Regions from separate parts of the Homo sapiens genome. Here all the other regions are linked to region 2. The links are chromatin contacts, found by Hi-C in ENCODE. All regions are on one chromosome and are shown on one strand. Each heading gives the region's core, a stretch centred on a gene start or an enhancer-like site at or near the end of the contact. The rest is flanking DNA. Distances are from core to core; before and after follow the strand shown.

Region 1 (2,700 bases), core at 201-2,700, 3.2 Mb before region 2:
AAAACTAATAACATTTAAATGCAAAACAGGCATATTTAGTTTTGGTTTATCCAGGGAGAAGCACAGTGTAGTGGAAAAAGCTGCAGCATGACCACTGGAACTCCCAGTTTTGTCCTCTGTGAAATGAGGGGGTTAAGGCCTCTCAGATGTGGACTCAAAATACATTTGAGATACATGGAAATCATTGATCACAGCTTAGTAGATTTGGGAAACATCATCCTTTCTTTAGGATCCTTGGCTGTGCATGAGATAAAACGGACCAAGCGTGGCCGAAGAATCACGCACTAACAGAGTTCTGTGAGCTGCAGTAACAAGGTAACAATAAAAGTTGCTATTTATTTACAGAAAGGCAGTCCAGTGAAGTGGTTAGGAGCAGGTTTCTATTGTTGGGTGTGTTCAAATCCCACCTCTAACAGTTCCCTCTGACTTTGGGCAAATTACTTAACCTTGTTCCTCCTCTGTAAATGGAGAAAAGAATGGTACTTCTCTTGCTGGGTGTTGTCTAGAGAAAAGGAATTAATGTATGTAAACTACATTAAAGTAATGCCTGACAAACATTTTTACTATCACTCACTAGCATCTTCAGATTTAACTCTCTTCATAGAGATGTTAGAGGATAGTTTTGAAAAATGAAGAAACGTGCCGTTAAGTCTTTTAGATTGTTAGCAGAACTGAGACTCCATAAGACCTCTGCTTCCAAACTCTGCAGAAAAGAAAAAGGCCGGGCGCGGTGGCTCACTCCTATAATCCCAGCACTTTGGGAGGCCGAGGCGGGTGGACCACGAGGTCAGGAGTTCGAAACCAGCCTGGCCAACATAGTGAAACCCGTCTCTACTAAAAATACAAAAAATTACCCGGGCGTGGTGGCGCACGCCTGTAGTCCCAACTACTCGGAAAGCTGAGGCAGGAGAATCGCTTGAACCCGGGAGGCGGAGGCTGCAGTGAGCCGAGATCGCGCCACCGCACTCCAGCTTGGGCGACAGAGCAAGACTTCGTCTCAAAAATAAATAAATAAATAAATAAAAGTCACCCAAGGCGGGAGGGATGTTCCTGAAGACGAACGTCGCCCCATCTGAGGGAGCACTACAGCCCCAAGGTCAATACCCCAGCAGTCCTTCGATTTGCAGGCACTGGGGGTATCCACGACCCCCAGTGGTCACCACTGCACCCACGTGCAACTAGAGGGCGAGGGTGCGCTCCAGGCCAGTGAGTGACTTAGGAGCTGTGGCTGCTCCACAGAGATGCTAGCTGGGATCTAACACTCCCTTCTCTCCCATCCCTCCCCTCCTTCCCTAGGCTAAAGCCGCGGATACCTCCGAGAGGGCAGCGGCAGCTGACAGAGCCGGAGCCTCCCACCCCAGGATACACCAAAATCTGCAGCGCCTGCAGGAGAACTCGATTCGAGGGCCGAAATGCAGCAGCCATACTGTCTCGGACCATACCAACTACTGGAACCGGGGCGAGGAGGCGGAGCGTCGGTCCTGTCGTCGAGAGCGACAAAAGGGATTCGTCCAATTCTGGGCGCCCCGAGAGGTCGAGCTGTAACCCCGCCCCTTCCTCTGTCCGTAACCCGTTGGCTGTTCCTTTTGGTACGCTCCAAGATGGCTGCCTCCATAGTGCGGCGCGGGATGCTCCTGGCGCGGCAAGTGGTTCTTCCTCAGCTCTCTCCTGCAGGTTGGCCGGACAGCTTCATTAGGCCCCTGATTATTCTGTTTTTTGGGTGAAGGGAGCGGTGGGCTTTCAAGAGGAGAGGAAACGTTTCTGGAATCTGATTGCTAGGGACGCCATTTGGGGTGTTTGGTAGTGCAGAAGAAGGAGACAAGGTATCTGATCCATTTCCTTCCCTAAAATAACAGTATGTTCCTGTCCAAAGGTACGAAGAGCAGTGGAAGGTTATATAGCATGAGGGAATTTGCGTATGATTCGCCAGATTTATGTGTTGGGGTGGTCGTGCTTTTGCTGACCACGAAAAACCCAAATGTGCGCCGGGCGCGGTGGCCCACGCCTGTGGTCCCAGCACTTTGGGAACGCGAGGCGGGCGGATCGCCAGGAGTTCGAGACCAGCCTGGCCAACAGGGCGAAACCCCATCTCTACTAAAAAATACAAAGAAATTATCTGGGCCTGGTGGCGCGCGCCTGTAATCCCAGCTACTCGGGGGGCTGAGGCAGGATAATCGCTTGAACTCGGGAGGCGGAGGTTGCAGTGAGCAGAGATCGCGCCACTACACTCCAGCCTGGGCAACAGAGCGAGACCCTGTCTCAAAAAAAAAAAAAAAAAAAAAAAAGGAAAAACCTAAATGTGTCCATTCCTGGGGCTGGGACATTTTTCTCCCATCTGAGGTTTCTTTAGAGGGACGTCAGATAAACATTTTTCCCACCACCACACATTTAGCTGGACCCCTGGTCTTCGTGGAAGAATTTTTCAGTATTAATCTCATTTTATCTGATGACCTAGAGCACAACTTTTGATTGACCTTTCTTTGCTATAGTTTTCCACGTGTAGATAATAAATGCTATTAGTTACTTGTAAAATACTTTGATATCTGAACTAAATGGCAGCCCACTCAAAGCCTGCATAGTGGATCTGATAATGAAAACATTGGAAAAAAGTTTTAAAGTATTTATAGAAGCCAAATTTGCAGTGATTCTAACCACATAATCCAGACAGACATATTTGATAAAAATGCAATAATCACACTC
Region 2 (4,226 bases), core at 825-3,324:
TGGCGTGCGTCTGTAATCCCAGCTACTAGGGAGGCTGAGGCAGGAAAATTGCTTGAACCTGGGAGGCAGAGGTTGCAGTGAGCCAAGATCACGCCACTGCACTCCAGCCTGGGCAACAGAGCCAGACTCTGTCTCAACAAGTTTTTTTCAGATAATTTTCCCAACTGGTTTTAACTAAGTTTAAAAAAACAGAGCTTCAGAATACAGTTCATTGCAATTTCATCAAAGCAGCCTCCTCTACATGACCTACCTTTCCTTCACAGGTAGGTCTATCATAGAATACATTTACATACCTTATATTTAATAAAAAGTTATTATTTTTGAGGCTAAGTGTTAATTCATCTTCTTAACCACTCCCTGAAAAGTTGCCTTCTTCCTGTTTTACTCCTTTGCATATTCCAATGTTACAGGCTTATTATTTAGTAGCCATATGCAGCAGTAAAAAAATTCAAGAGAACATTCTATGTTTACGCCAATAAATTCTGCAGAGATGGCTTGTAGTTGGATAACAAAGCCTTTGGCTCAGACAGCTACTACTTAATATCATTAACGAAGGAATATAAGACAGTTGACAATTAAAAGCATAGATTCTGAAGCCAGACAGCCTGAGCTTGAATCCCATATGGGCCACTTACCTGTGTGACCCTGACATAACCTCTCTAAAGCCATGATTTAAATAGTAGAGGTGACAATACCTCAGAGAGTACGTGTAAAGATTATGTGAGTTAATGCATGTAAAATGTTAGGCAGAGCTTGCCTCATGCTAAGCACTCAATAAATGGTATTAATATTACTATTCATTTGAATGCTCTTGCATGTATCAGTGAAATAAGGGACAAGAAATAATCAACAGACTCTACAATGGTAAGAATAAGTTTACCAAAATAGGCTCAGGCGAAAGTTTTTCTTCTTTAACAGGCTCAGGTTCTGGCTCAGGTTCTGGCTCTGGCACTGGCTCAGACACTGGCACTGGCACCAGCATAGGTACCTTTTCAAGAGGTTTTGGTAGTTTTTTATCAATGACTTTTCCAGTAGCTGAAGGTTTTGCTTCCTGTAGATGAAACAGAGAGAATGAAATGTTTCTGCATCAAAGGCCACAGTTGGAAGGCGGGCTCTTACAGAAGTTAGGTCAGGAAGAGAGTTACCTTCTTCATAGGCATTTTGGCCTGCAGTTGTTCACTGACTTTGTTACCAATGTCCCCAAGAGCTGTTCTTGGCCTCAGTCCGGGCTTGGAGGTTGCAGCAGGGGCCGTAGGAACGCGCTTTGCGCCTGCCATGTTGATCTTCGCCTTATTTTCAGCATTAATTTTCGAGTTCTGAAAGAAGCAAGACCACTTTAAGAGCTGATCCACGAAGGCTCGAGTAAGTCAAGGGTTAATTAAGGTGGGGCACAAGGAGAAGTTCCCAGAAAGAAAGCCGACTAAAAATGGGTTCCGAGGGAAAACATGGGTCCCAGAGTCTACTCTGCGGCCGTGACAAGTCAGTTTCCGCCGACCTCTACATTTACCAATTGAGGGATTCCCTGATTAGTCCTGGCCAGCCCTAAAATACCGAGAATTTACATTTGAAAGGAAACCGAAAAAGCCTCCAATTGCAGACACCTTCTCTCTGGGAAGGGGGTTACAGAGTTGCTGGCGGGCCCACTCAGGGACCCTCTATCACTTTTTCAAAAGGTTCCCAGTCGACTCTCCACCTCCCCAAAACATTTATCCAATATCCGTCCAGTTCTCTTTCTCACCTTCCTCCCTCCATCCATCGTCCCCCACACTCTCTCACCAGGCCTGGGCCCACCTCGGCGCTCTCTTGGTGAGTCCCCTCCCACCTTCCTCCCCAAATCGCTCCTGCGGCCCTCTCCCGCTCGGGAGGCTCCCGCAGGCGAGGCAGGGAGAGCAGGCAGCAGCTAAGAAGGCCGCGTTAGTTCGCAGTCCGAAGCGGCTCACCCTGGTGACTCGGAGCGCCATGGCTTCCTCTTCACCAGGCAGCAGCTCAGCGGGGAGAAGCAGAACACCGGAGGCCCGACCAGCCAAGGACCTACACCCAGCAGAAACCAACAGCCGTTCCGCCGCAGCACGCCGAGAAGAGCCAGCCTAGCCTCAGATTTAAACCCCGCACTGCTCCCTCCTTATTGGCCTGTTCGTGGCACTCACTCCCTTCCCATTGGCGGCTGCCGGTCGCAGAGAATGCGTTTCCAGGGCGATCGCGCGAAGGCGTTCGAGAGGGGCGGGGCCACAGTGAGGCTAGGCCGGAAGGCCTGGCCAGGCTCTCACGTGGTCTGCCTCTGCGCCTGCGCTCTCGGGCAGCTGCAGCGGCCACCTGGAGAGCAGTGAAGCCAGTGCGCCGCCCACCTGGAAAGGTTAGCCGGGCAAGAGTGTGCGTTGCCAATGCCAGCTCAGGAAAGGCCTAGTGGCCTTTGGAAGGTGACAGAGGCGCGGCCACAGTCTCAGAAGTGTCAAAAGTAGTTTTGGATCTAGTGTTGCACACTTTCCATTTCTACGGTAGCAGCAATAATATAGTTCATGAAAGGCTTTAATAGACATTCTTTCATTTGATCGTTGCAACAACTCTCTGGGTTGGAGGAACTGAAGCTCAGCGACTTAGATGACTTTGCCAGGGTCACACATTAGCAACGGGGGAACTGAATTTAGGGTTTTTTTTTTTGAGGGGGAGGGAGGGGGTGTATCCGTGTTGTTTTCACAACACTGATTGTCCCTTAACAATATTACTTGATTACTTCAAGATTGTCCAGTTTCCCAAGGCCAATTGTTTTGTTTGTTTTAGCTTTCTATTTGGAAATAATTTCATACTTAGACCAGTTGCCAACAAAAATCTTGTAAGGAATATTTCTATGCCCTTTACTCAGATTCAACTATCCTTAACATGTATTTGCCTCTCATGGGAAAATCAGGAAAAACTAAACAAAAAGACATTTTACCCCATTTGCTTTGTCATTTGCTCAGATTCTCTCTAGATCCAAAGAAAAACAAGAGGGTTCTTTTTGCCTTCTACTCCTCAAAACACACCAGCAGCTCAGCAATTGGAGGGGAGGCTGAAGGACAAAAACATTGCTATCCCATAGAGCAACGGTATAAGAGCCAATAGAGACTCCTGGCGCTGGAAGTCACGGATCCGAAAGAAGGCGCCCAATCATTTGGTTTCTTTGGATCGTTATTGAGTCTTCTGTCATCATAGTTCACCCTCCTACTCGAATGCCTCCCGTGGGGCCCTTACCCTTGCTCTCCTCTGCCTGGAATGCCCGCCTCTTCTTGCATTCAAGCCCCTGGGTTCTATTCAGGTAACTCCCATTCATCCTTCAGTTCTGTGTTCAACATCCATTCTCACTCAGTCTTTCTGGGTTTGATCAATCCTTCCTCGCCCCATGCAGGGGCGAGAGGCAAGGGGCGAAGCAGGATTACTTATCCTCTGTGTTCCAGTTTAAAAATTTTTTTTTTTACTTTTTTTTGAGACGGAGTCTCGATCTGTCGCCCAGGCTGGAGTGCAGTGGTGCGATCTCGACTCACTGCAACCTCCACCTCCAGGGTTCACTCCATTCTCCTGCCTCAGCCTCCCGAGTAGCTGGGACGGCAGGCGCCCGCCACAACGGCCGGCTAATTTTTTGTATTTTTGGTAGAGACGGGGTTTCACCATGTTAGCCAGGATGGTCTCGATCTCCTGACTTGGTGATCCGCCCGCCTCGGCCTCCCAAAGTGCTGCGATTACAGGCGTGAGCCACCACGCCCGGCCAAATTTTTCCTTTTATATGCTTTATTTTTTAGAGCAGTTTTAGGTTCGCAGCAAAACTTAGCAGAAAGTATAGAGCATTTCACCTGCCTTCCCCACTATTGACACCCCACATTAAAGTTGTACTTTAATTATAATCTGTTAACCTACATTGACACCACAGTATTACCCAAAGTCCATAGTTTACATTAAGGTTCACTCTAGGTGTTGTGTCTTCTACGGGTTTTGACAAATATATAATGACGTATAATGTCCACCCGCCTCAACCTCCCAAAGTGCTGGTATTGAAGGCGTGAGCCACTGCACCTGGCGGTCAGAATGGTTTCTTTTACTCAAATATGCATTTAAGGTTCTTCCATGTTTTTTTCATGGGTTGGGATCTCATTTTATTTTAGCCCTGAATAATATTGCATTGTCTGGATGTACTAGTTTATTTATTCAGTCACCTACTAAGTGACATCTTGATTGCGTCCAAGTTTTGGTATGAA
Region 3 (4,604 bases), core at 594-3,093, 3.0 Mb after region 2:
GATGGCTGAAAGCATTTCCAAAAGTTAAGATAATTAAAGCAATAATGCCACGGTTAATCAATCAAAATGTACGTGCGTGCACTTATGCAGTATTCTCGTCAAAAATGTATTACCTGAATCTCGTCACGAATATAAAGATATATATATACACATATCTCTATATACCTCATCTATATATCTCATCTATATAAACTCAGATTATGAGTCATATTACAAGACAAAATGAACTACAAAACAAAATATCAATGTCACGACTTTAGAATCTTTAAAAGGGGACGGGACTGTCCTAGATTAAAGGAGATAACTATTAATACATGGATTACTTGGCATATTCAAGGGAGACAGTGTTATCTAATTACATACTAGATCAAAAGCAGACAAAAAAGCATTATTAAAATAACTGGGGAAATTTTAATAATCAACTGTAGCCAAAAACAGACAAAATGCTCGTAAAAGGAACATGGATGTTCAATGTATTACTCTTTCAACTTTTCTGTATGCATGAAATATTCCAAAACAAAAAGCAGAGAAGAAAAACTTAAAAAGTAAATTTTAAATATCCACACAACTTTTATATAGTTATGCAACAGCACTGTTATAACCTGAGATAGAAAACTAAAGAAAAATAGGTCTAAATGCATCACTAGGAAATAAATCAAAATTTTTTTAAAGAAATAAATCTTGGGTAACAATTACCCCTTCCCTCAAAGGATTTTGATATAATGAACAAAAAACGGAGGATCTTAATACTGTAAGATCTACCATTAAAAAAGAAAAAAAGTTTGTGTGCAAGAATGTGAACAACCTACAAACCCCTTGCGAGTTTTCTAAATAATATCGTACGAGGGAAATTTTACCATTCCAAAATACACTATCTGGGAAGTGGCCGCGAGCTGTGAATGCCAGCCAAGATCTGGACTTTAAATGTATACGGGAGGGATAACCCTGCACCGACTTACACTTTTTCTGAAAGCTTTGGGACAGTGTGACCTTTCAGGAGGAAAATTTAATCTGCTGTCAAAAGGGCTAACAGACATGATCTTTGGGAACATGGATGCGCTCGGTTAGATAAACCAAAATGCTAAGTTTGTGCGACCGTCCTGGGAAACAAACACAGCCCCAGTTCCATCTTGTCACCAGCAGCAGGCTTTCTCGTCAGCAAAACGGCCTGACACCAAGGCCTTAAAAACTGGACTGTGGCTCAGGCGCGGTCTCCGCGATTTTCAGAGTGGAAAAACGCTCTGAGACGTTTGCCATGAGGGCTGTTCCGGGCCCACCTGCGGCCATCTTAAGTTCGGGGGGAAATAAGAGGGTGGGGGCACGGAATTCGAAGACCCAGCAGCGAACACAAGTCCCGGAGGCACAGAAAGGGCAACCATTCTAAATCCTTGGTAAGGGCTCCGTGCAGTAGTTAACCCCCCAAATCCGACTAAGGAGAGCAGGACGGCGGAACCCGGGTGCCCTAATCAAATATGGGCACCAAGGTAAGCCGGCGCGATCACGTGACATGCACCGCGCGCCCGCGTCCGCGCTCTCCTCCACGCCTCGGCTCCCGAGGTCTCTATGGCGCCCGCGCCCCTCCCCCAGCCGAGCTCCAGCACTTACTCCGGGGGGTAGAGCCGCAGCTCCTCGATTTCTCCTAGGAAGGAAAAAAGCGTCCGCATCTGCTCGCTGGTCACCGCCGACGACAGATTCGTCACCTGAATCACCGACGTGGGGGTGAGGCCGAAGCCTAAGCCCAAACCGAAGCCGCCGCCGCTGTTCATCCCGATCCCGCTGCCGTTGCCTTCCCGCTCCCCAACGTCTACGACGCGTCAGCGACGGAGCCGGGAAAGCGGAGAACGCGCGGCCGCGAGCGCGCTCCCGCTGGCGAATTCACAGCGCCGGGCAGATCTAGCCGCCCATTTCACAACTCCCCTGCTCCCGGGGCTGCGCGCGCCAGCCGGAAGCGTCGCCCCGGCAACCCGGCGGTTCTCGCGCGGCTGCGGCCTCCAGCTCCCGGGTCCCTGGGGCTGTTGCTGCTCGTTTCACCGCCTGGATTTTTATCGGTGTTTTTGTTTTCCCCAAAAGTCGATGAGAGTCTTGTGCTCATGTCTACCCGGTTCCTTCCGGTCTCGGATTGGGAAACCAAGCGGCCTGGCCTACTGGTGCGGGACTGTAAAGAAGGAATGACTCTTGGACAACACGGAAGAACACTTGACCAAACTATAGGGCAGCCTTATCACATACAGGCAGCACCCCAACTCCAACTATTTTTAAAAGTTGGCAGGCGTCCTAATTGTGAAAAAAACAAAATTTTACAAAATGCGTAGGTTCAGGTTGAATTAAGGAAAGAGGCAGTAAGATGAAGGCTGTGCAGGGGTTGTTTATAACCTGTTTTTAATTCCCTCGTTCCACAGGTGTTGATGTTTATTGAGTGCTATGTCCCAGGCACTATTAGGCAAGGGCACGTAACAGACAGTTAAAGACAGTTCACATAGAACTTGCAACCTAATGAGAGACAACAGTAGTGAGTCCATGGCAGCTGCTCCCAAAATGCCCTCCGCAGATCCCTAAGGGTACCGAGACCTTTTCAGTAAGTTGGCAAGGTCAAAACGATTTTCGTAATAATATTAAGAGTTTCTTGACCTTTTTCACTTTGTTGCCATTTGCACTGGTAACGTAAAAGATTAAACTGCTGACACCTTAGCAGCAATCAAGGCAGTGGCGCCAGTCTTGTACTGGTAGTTGCATTTTGTATTCTTCACATCATACAACATTTAAGGTTTTAAAGTATGCTAGTTTCACTTTAAAAATGTCCTTCACAAATAACTAAAAATTGTATTTTTTTTTCAAATCCATCCTTGCTTACACGTCTTTTAAAGAATATGTGTGAAAAAATGGAAACTACTGCCGCTACATGCCCAAGTGAAATGGTTGTCTCCGGAAAAAGCACTAGTGTAATTCTTTGAATTTTCACCTAAAAATACAAATTTTATTACACTTGTATCCACCAGCTTGAGCTTGACAGCTTGCCAGTACTTAAAGACTTTTCTAGTAAAAGAAGCATTATATTAACAATTTATTTTTGACTATATAATGAAATATGTCAACATTTTTGTGATCTTTACAACTTAGTGGACACCTATTTTTCAAATGGCCAGTGGGTGCCATTACAAAGGCAAAAAGCCTCTGGTATGTGCAAGATAGATTGATGGATTTCAGTGCTTAATTGATGTGGTTTCAGATTCAGTCCACACTGCAATGAAGGCTAAGAAACTACCACATGTAAGTTTGGTACCGTATCAAAGAATAATATCTAGAACTATCTGGAAAGGCTATAAAGTAGTTTTCCCTTTTCCAACACCTTATCTTTATGAGATCAGATTTCCCTCATATATTTCAACCAAAACATATCACAACAGATCGAATACACAGAAAACTCATGATCACAAAGAAGGAAACGTCAGTCACTGTGGTCTACTTGAGGGTGGAGGGTGGAAGGAGGGAGAGGAGCAGAAAAAATTATTGAGCACTGGGCTTAATACCTGGATGATGAAATAATCTGTACAACAAACCCCCATGACATGAATTTATCTATGTAACAAACCTTCACATGTACCCCTGGACCTACAATAAAAGTTGGAAAAAAATAAAGAATACATAGATAGGAGAATTCAGCTGTCTTCTATTAAAGCAGACATTAAAAAGGTTTGAAAAATGTAAAACAATGCCACTCTTCTCACCAATTTTTTGGAAAAATATTTTATCATAAAAATGCATCATTTTGCCTTCAATCTCGGTTTCTAAGAAAAAAATGCGTCATTTCTATTAACATAATGGGCTTATAATTATTTTTAAATGAATCTCAAAATACCAAATTTCTCAGGTTTAATTTATAATGTGGATAGTAATAAAAGCATTTTACAGTCCTTAATAATCTTTAAGAATGTAAAGGGACTCAAGACCAAAATGTTTGAGAATTATTATTACCATAGGTATAAGCATGGAGGAATTCAGAGCACACAGGAGGGCCTCTTAAACTTAGTTCTAATGGAATACTTCCCAGAAGAAATATTGCTTAAGCTGAATATTGAACAAATAGGAATTACCCAGGCAAGGAGGGAAGGAGGAGCAGTGAAGGGCATTCCAGACTGAGCATGTAGAATATGCAAAGGCAGGGTTAAGGTAAAAGAGAGCTCGAGTGAGGTACAGAAGATTCAAAGTCTGTTATTGCTGGGCTGAAAATGACTAGAGATGCATGCAAAGGAATAAGCCTTTATGAAGGGTATTATTTGTCATGGTAGAGATTACTTTATCATAAGCTGGGAGCCACTGAAGACCTCGGAGCTGAAGAGTGACCCTGATCAGATTCATGTTCTAAAATGACTGGCTATGTGCGGTGGCATATGCCTGTAATCCCAGGATTTGGGGAGACTAGGGCAGGAGGATTGCTTGAGCCCAGAAGTTTGAGACCAGCCTGGGCAACATGGAGAGACCCCGTTTCTACCAAACAATAACAACAAAAAAGTAGCCAGGCATGGTGGTGCATGCTTGTAGTCCCAGCTACTGGGGAGGCTGAGACGGGAGGACTGCTTGAGCCTGGGGGTTCGAGGCTACAGTGA
Region 4 (4,169 bases), core at 348-2,847, 3.6 Mb after region 2:
AGATGATAGCTAAGTGCTAAAGGTTGACCAAAAGTCAGTTCAGTGGAAGAGTTGAGGGAAATTATTCCCGGTAGAAACACCATATCTGGGTAGGAATCCAGAGGAAAAAAAAGTACAAGACCGATTCTCGAGTGATTTTAGAATGGGTGGAGTACAAAGTAAGGGGTTGGGAGAGGAAGGTAATGGAAGATGCACTAAGAAGGTAAGGAGAGATCACATCATAAAGGGCTTTATATGCCATGTGAGGGAGTTTGGGCTTTAATGAAAATAATGAGCTGGGCGCCGTGGCTCATGCCTGTAATCCCAGCACTTTTGAGAGGCCGAGGCAGGCAGATTACGAGGTCAAGAAATCAAGACCATCCTGGCCAACATGGTGAAACCCCGTCCCTACTAAAAATACAAAAATTAGCTGGGCGTGCGCCTGTAGCCCCAGCTACTCGGGAGGCTGAGGCAGGAGAATCGCTTGAACCCCGGAGACGGAGGTTGCGGTGAGCCGAGATAGCGCCACTGCATGCGCTCCAGCCTGGGCGACAGAGCGAGACTCCGTCTCAAAAAAAAAAAAAAAAAAAAAAAAGAGAGAGAAAATAATGACAAATCATTGAAGTTTTTTAAGGGAAGGTGCTAAAGTACGATTTGAGCTTAGACCACATTTAAAATGTCTTAAATACTTAAGGAAAACATTTCACAGAAAAACAAGATAACAAAACAACAAAGACAAGAAAACTTAATCTACCCCTTTTCCCACCCCTTTTATTTGATAATAATTTGTGATTATTCCTCGTTAGTGACAAAAAGACTCAGCCCATCGTATCAAGAGCGTGATTTCAAAACCACAGACTTCGGGTTTTGGATGAAAACAAATCTGTGATCTAGGAAGCTTACGTCATTTTCCCTAGATGCGAAAATTTATTAGTGGAAGTGTCAGAGTTGAAATTATCTTTACCTACCATGATTCGAAATAAGCACCGCCTTCCTCTCGCGCCCCAACACATTAATACATTAACACCACTCCTGAACTAAAGCCTTAAAGAGAACTGGTACCCTTTTGCATACCTAAATAAGAGTTCGAAATTCCAACTTCATGTGGCTGCTGTGGGGAGTAAATGAGAGGAGCCAAACACATAAGAATAGGAAAATGTTAGTTTTAGCATCTGTCATAACAAATCAATGATCAAAAGTGTTAGATATTATCAAAAAGACGTTGTACTACGCTTAAATCACTATTTCGTTAAGACATGCAAGTATGGAGTAGCCAGAAGTGAGAGGACGGCCCTCTGTTCTGAGGGCACAAAACTCCACACATCATCCCTCTTCGGATCTGGCTTGAACCCTCCTACTCAGCGGACGCAGCACTCCAATTCGTCCCGGTACTATGTCTGCAGCTACCTTTCCTCTTCTTGGCCAGTGTTGCCTCCACAGGTAAAGGTCCAACCCAGCGCTCTTCGTTCTCCTCATCGTTCTCCTGGGACACCGCCACTGCTACTGCCAGCTCTCTTTCGCTGAGTTCTGTTTTTTCCGGTTCCTCCGGGTCCCGGCGCCTTCTACGTCTCTGCTGAAAATCGCTACCACTTTCCGCCGCCATGTTGTTCGCATCGTCAGAAAAGGCGCGACACAAAACTCAGCTACCAATCCCAAAGCAGCGGCGCAGTCTTCTGTCAGCGTCCGAGCGAGTTTCGGGATTGGCTGGGGTGGGAATGAGCACATCCAATGGGCATGCAGCGCGCGCAGAAGTCCGGGGCTGGCAAGCGCTTCCTGCGCAGCGCCTAGGCGACCTGGAGTTTGTGACGCTGTGATGGTAAGACCTGGGCCGGGGAGGTTGATATAACGGTTGAATCTTGTGGAGCTCCAGTCCTGAAGGTGAAACCCTTATCGCCGGCCAACTAGATACCTGACTTCCCAGCCGGGCTTTGAGTCCCGTTCTTCTCGGCTTCCCGCGCGCCAACGCAAGCTCCATAACCTCACCAATATTTAGAGAAAGATGGAAGGGTGGGGACAGAAGGAAGTGGTTAACTCGCGGGTTTCCTTTCAGATGCACTAAACATGTTTTCTCTCCTGACCTTTATTCTCTCACACACTCTCTGAAGAAGGTGGTGAGTGCTTGTTACTGTTTCTGGGGGTGGGGTGGAGAAGCAGCTACTTCAAATAACCAAAAGACCTAGGGCAGAACGGGTCACTCTTCTTTCTTCTCTCTGGTATAGGATTTCATCTCCTAGCAGTCATCTGAACTCTTTCTCCTCCTCCTCATCTGTCTTCTTCATTTTTAAAAAATTAGGTAAAAAGCACATAACATAAAATGTATTATCTTAATCTCTTTTTTAAAAAATCAAATACAGCTTGTCAAAATGACCTCCGTAAAACACTTCTTTTTTCTCTGCAATTACTTTTGCACCAACCTAATAAAATCCTCGTCGTAAATCTCTTCTCTACTTTTGCCTTGAGATAGGCACCACGTACAGGGAAGGAACTGCCCCCCCATAGTAGGCACTTTATTTTATTTCAAAGGTTCCCATTATTTGACCATTCTACCTAGCAAGTCTCATTTCTTCTCTGCCCTCTGCTCTCATCAGACTACTTTCTTTTGTGTCTCACAAATTTCCCTTGTTCGTTCTTGCCTCCTACTCTTATGTTTTTATGCTTGAAAGCATCTCCACAGCGATTTAGCCTTCATGTTTACAGCTTCTCATCTTTCAGAGACCAATGCAATAATGAGGATGAAGATGATAATGATAATGATAATAATAATGTAGCTAGTTAACATTTATTAAGCATTATTATGGACTAATTCCTTCCGGGTTGGTTTTTCTAAGCTTCCCTATCCTGAATTCCGATAGTACTTGCAGGCAGTGTTGTATACTTTACCATTTCATAGCACTTCTGACTACCTGAAATCATATCATGTATTTAGTTATCCATTCATTTATATTGTCTGCATGAGAATGGAAGCTCTACAAGTACAAAGACTTTTTCATCTACACAGCTAAAGCCAGTGTCTGACCAATGGCACACATTAACATATTTGTTGAATAAATGAATGTATTTTAGAATTATGTGGGTATTTTTTGCTTATTTCATGTATATTAATCTTTTCCCAATTAATAGTACGAGTTTCTTTAAGTATAGTATTATCCCTAAATAAAGAGATACTGTTTTTCTTCAATAAATGATTAAGTATTGTAGTCCTAACTGGGGACCTCAAAAAGTTGACTTGTTCCCTTTCCAGGAAGATAGGTTTAAGGATACAAAATGTGGGAACGGGAAAAGTTCAACTCTTAAGTGTGTGTGTGTGTGTGTGTGTTTTAATTAAACAACTGAAATTTATTTCTCACAGGTCTAGAGGCTGGAGATTCAAGATCTGGGTGCCATCATTTTCTGGTTCTGTTGATGACCCTCTTCCAGGTTACATACAGCTTACATCTTGCATCCTCAAGCGGTAGAGAGCAAACTCTTAAATGTTTCTATATGTTTTTATTCTACTGCCACATTAAATCGCCAAGCCAGATAATTTGTTGAATATTTATCCCTCACCCTCCGCCCCCACCACATGTGCAGAGTTTTGCATTACTTTTGCATATTGATAATGTATTTTGGTGGTCAGTAAAGAAATATTTATGTTTGACTTTTTCGCTTAAAAATATTCTAAAATTCATGATGACTGATTTTGGCTTTGTGAACTTAAACTGTATCTTATGGGTATAGCAGGTGAGATTTTCAGCCTTCTACTAGTTGACATTCAAATTGTTAATAGCTAACACTGATAAAGCTCTTTATATGCTAGCTACAGTACTTATATATATATATTTATATACTCATTTAATTGTCATAACCCTAGGGAGTATTTAATATTATCTTCATTTTATAGGAAAGGAAACTGAGGCATAGAAAGTTTAAGTGACTTGCCCAAGTCTCATAGCTTTTAAATATCAAAACAGATTTAAACCTGTATAGTCTGGTTGCAGAGTTCATACCTTTAAAGTTTTTTTTTCTCTAAGTAATGTGCCAGTAAACATAATTGTATAGACTTATGCAGACATATCTATCTTTAGGATTATTCCTAAGAATAGAACTTCTGGATCACAAGAAATGCATGTAAAATTTTGATGGATATTATCATACAAAGTGATTGTTCCACCAACAGTGCAAGCCTCTTATTTCACATGCTTGCCAGTATT

What was found. A loop is a pair of places that touch in the nucleus more often than their neighbours do. Pooled maps may share reads with other maps.
Region 1: a pooled map shows a loop between it and region 2 (6-fold over the local background). The contact joins the promoter of PTCD2 here to the promoter of CCNB1 in region 2. A Hi-C loop is called at or near these places in 5 of 50 pooled maps.
Region 3: a loop to region 2 is called in a pooled map, with 5 times the contacts of the local background. The contact joins the promoter of SREK1 here to the promoter of CCNB1 in region 2. A Hi-C loop is called at or near these places in 4 of 50 pooled maps.
Region 4: a loop to region 2 is called in a pooled map, with 8 times the contacts of the local background. The contact joins the promoter of PPWD1 here to the promoter of CCNB1 in region 2. A Hi-C loop is called at or near these places in 5 of 50 pooled maps.

Annotation. Positions count from the first base shown.
Region 1 is chr5:72,319,123-72,321,822 of GRCh38, reverse strand. PTCD2 (pentatricopeptide repeat domain 2) reads right to left here and starts at 1,450. Exons shown (of 10, transcript NM_024754.5): 1 at 1,314-1,450. The coding sequence starts at 1,440. It overlaps MRPS27 (mitochondrial ribosomal protein S27), which reads left to right and starts at 1,583. Exons shown (of 11, transcript NM_015084.3): 1 at 1,583-1,674. The coding sequence starts at 1,602. RefSeq lists enhancers at 1,252-1,461, 1,522-1,851, 1,450-1,990, 1,991-2,532.
Region 2 is chr5:69,164,998-69,169,223 of GRCh38, reverse strand. It overlaps CCNB1 (cyclin B1), which reads right to left and starts at 2,074. Exons shown (of 9, transcript NM_031966.4): 1 at 1,941-2,074; 2 at 1,146-1,316; 3 at 881-1,051. The coding sequence starts at 1,961. RefSeq lists enhancers at 1,819-2,048, 1,429-2,394.
Region 3 is chr5:66,141,539-66,146,142 of GRCh38, reverse strand. SREK1 (splicing regulatory glutamic acid and lysine rich protein 1) reads right to left here and starts at 1,843. Exons shown (of 12, transcript NM_001077199.3): 1 at 1,606-1,843. The coding sequence starts at 1,766. RefSeq lists enhancers at 1,103-1,152, 1,213-1,272, 1,533-1,812 and a silencer at 1,993-2,062.
Region 4 is chr5:65,560,724-65,564,892 of GRCh38, reverse strand. It overlaps PPWD1 (peptidylprolyl isomerase domain and WD repeat containing 1), which reads right to left and starts at 1,597. Exons shown (of 11, transcript NM_015342.4): 1 at 1,387-1,597. The coding sequence starts at 1,582. CENPK (centromere protein K) reads left to right here and starts at 1,725. Exons shown (of 11, transcript NM_022145.5): 1 at 1,725-1,795; 2 at 3,329-3,430. RefSeq lists enhancers at 1,148-1,808, 1,949-2,088, 1,809-2,470.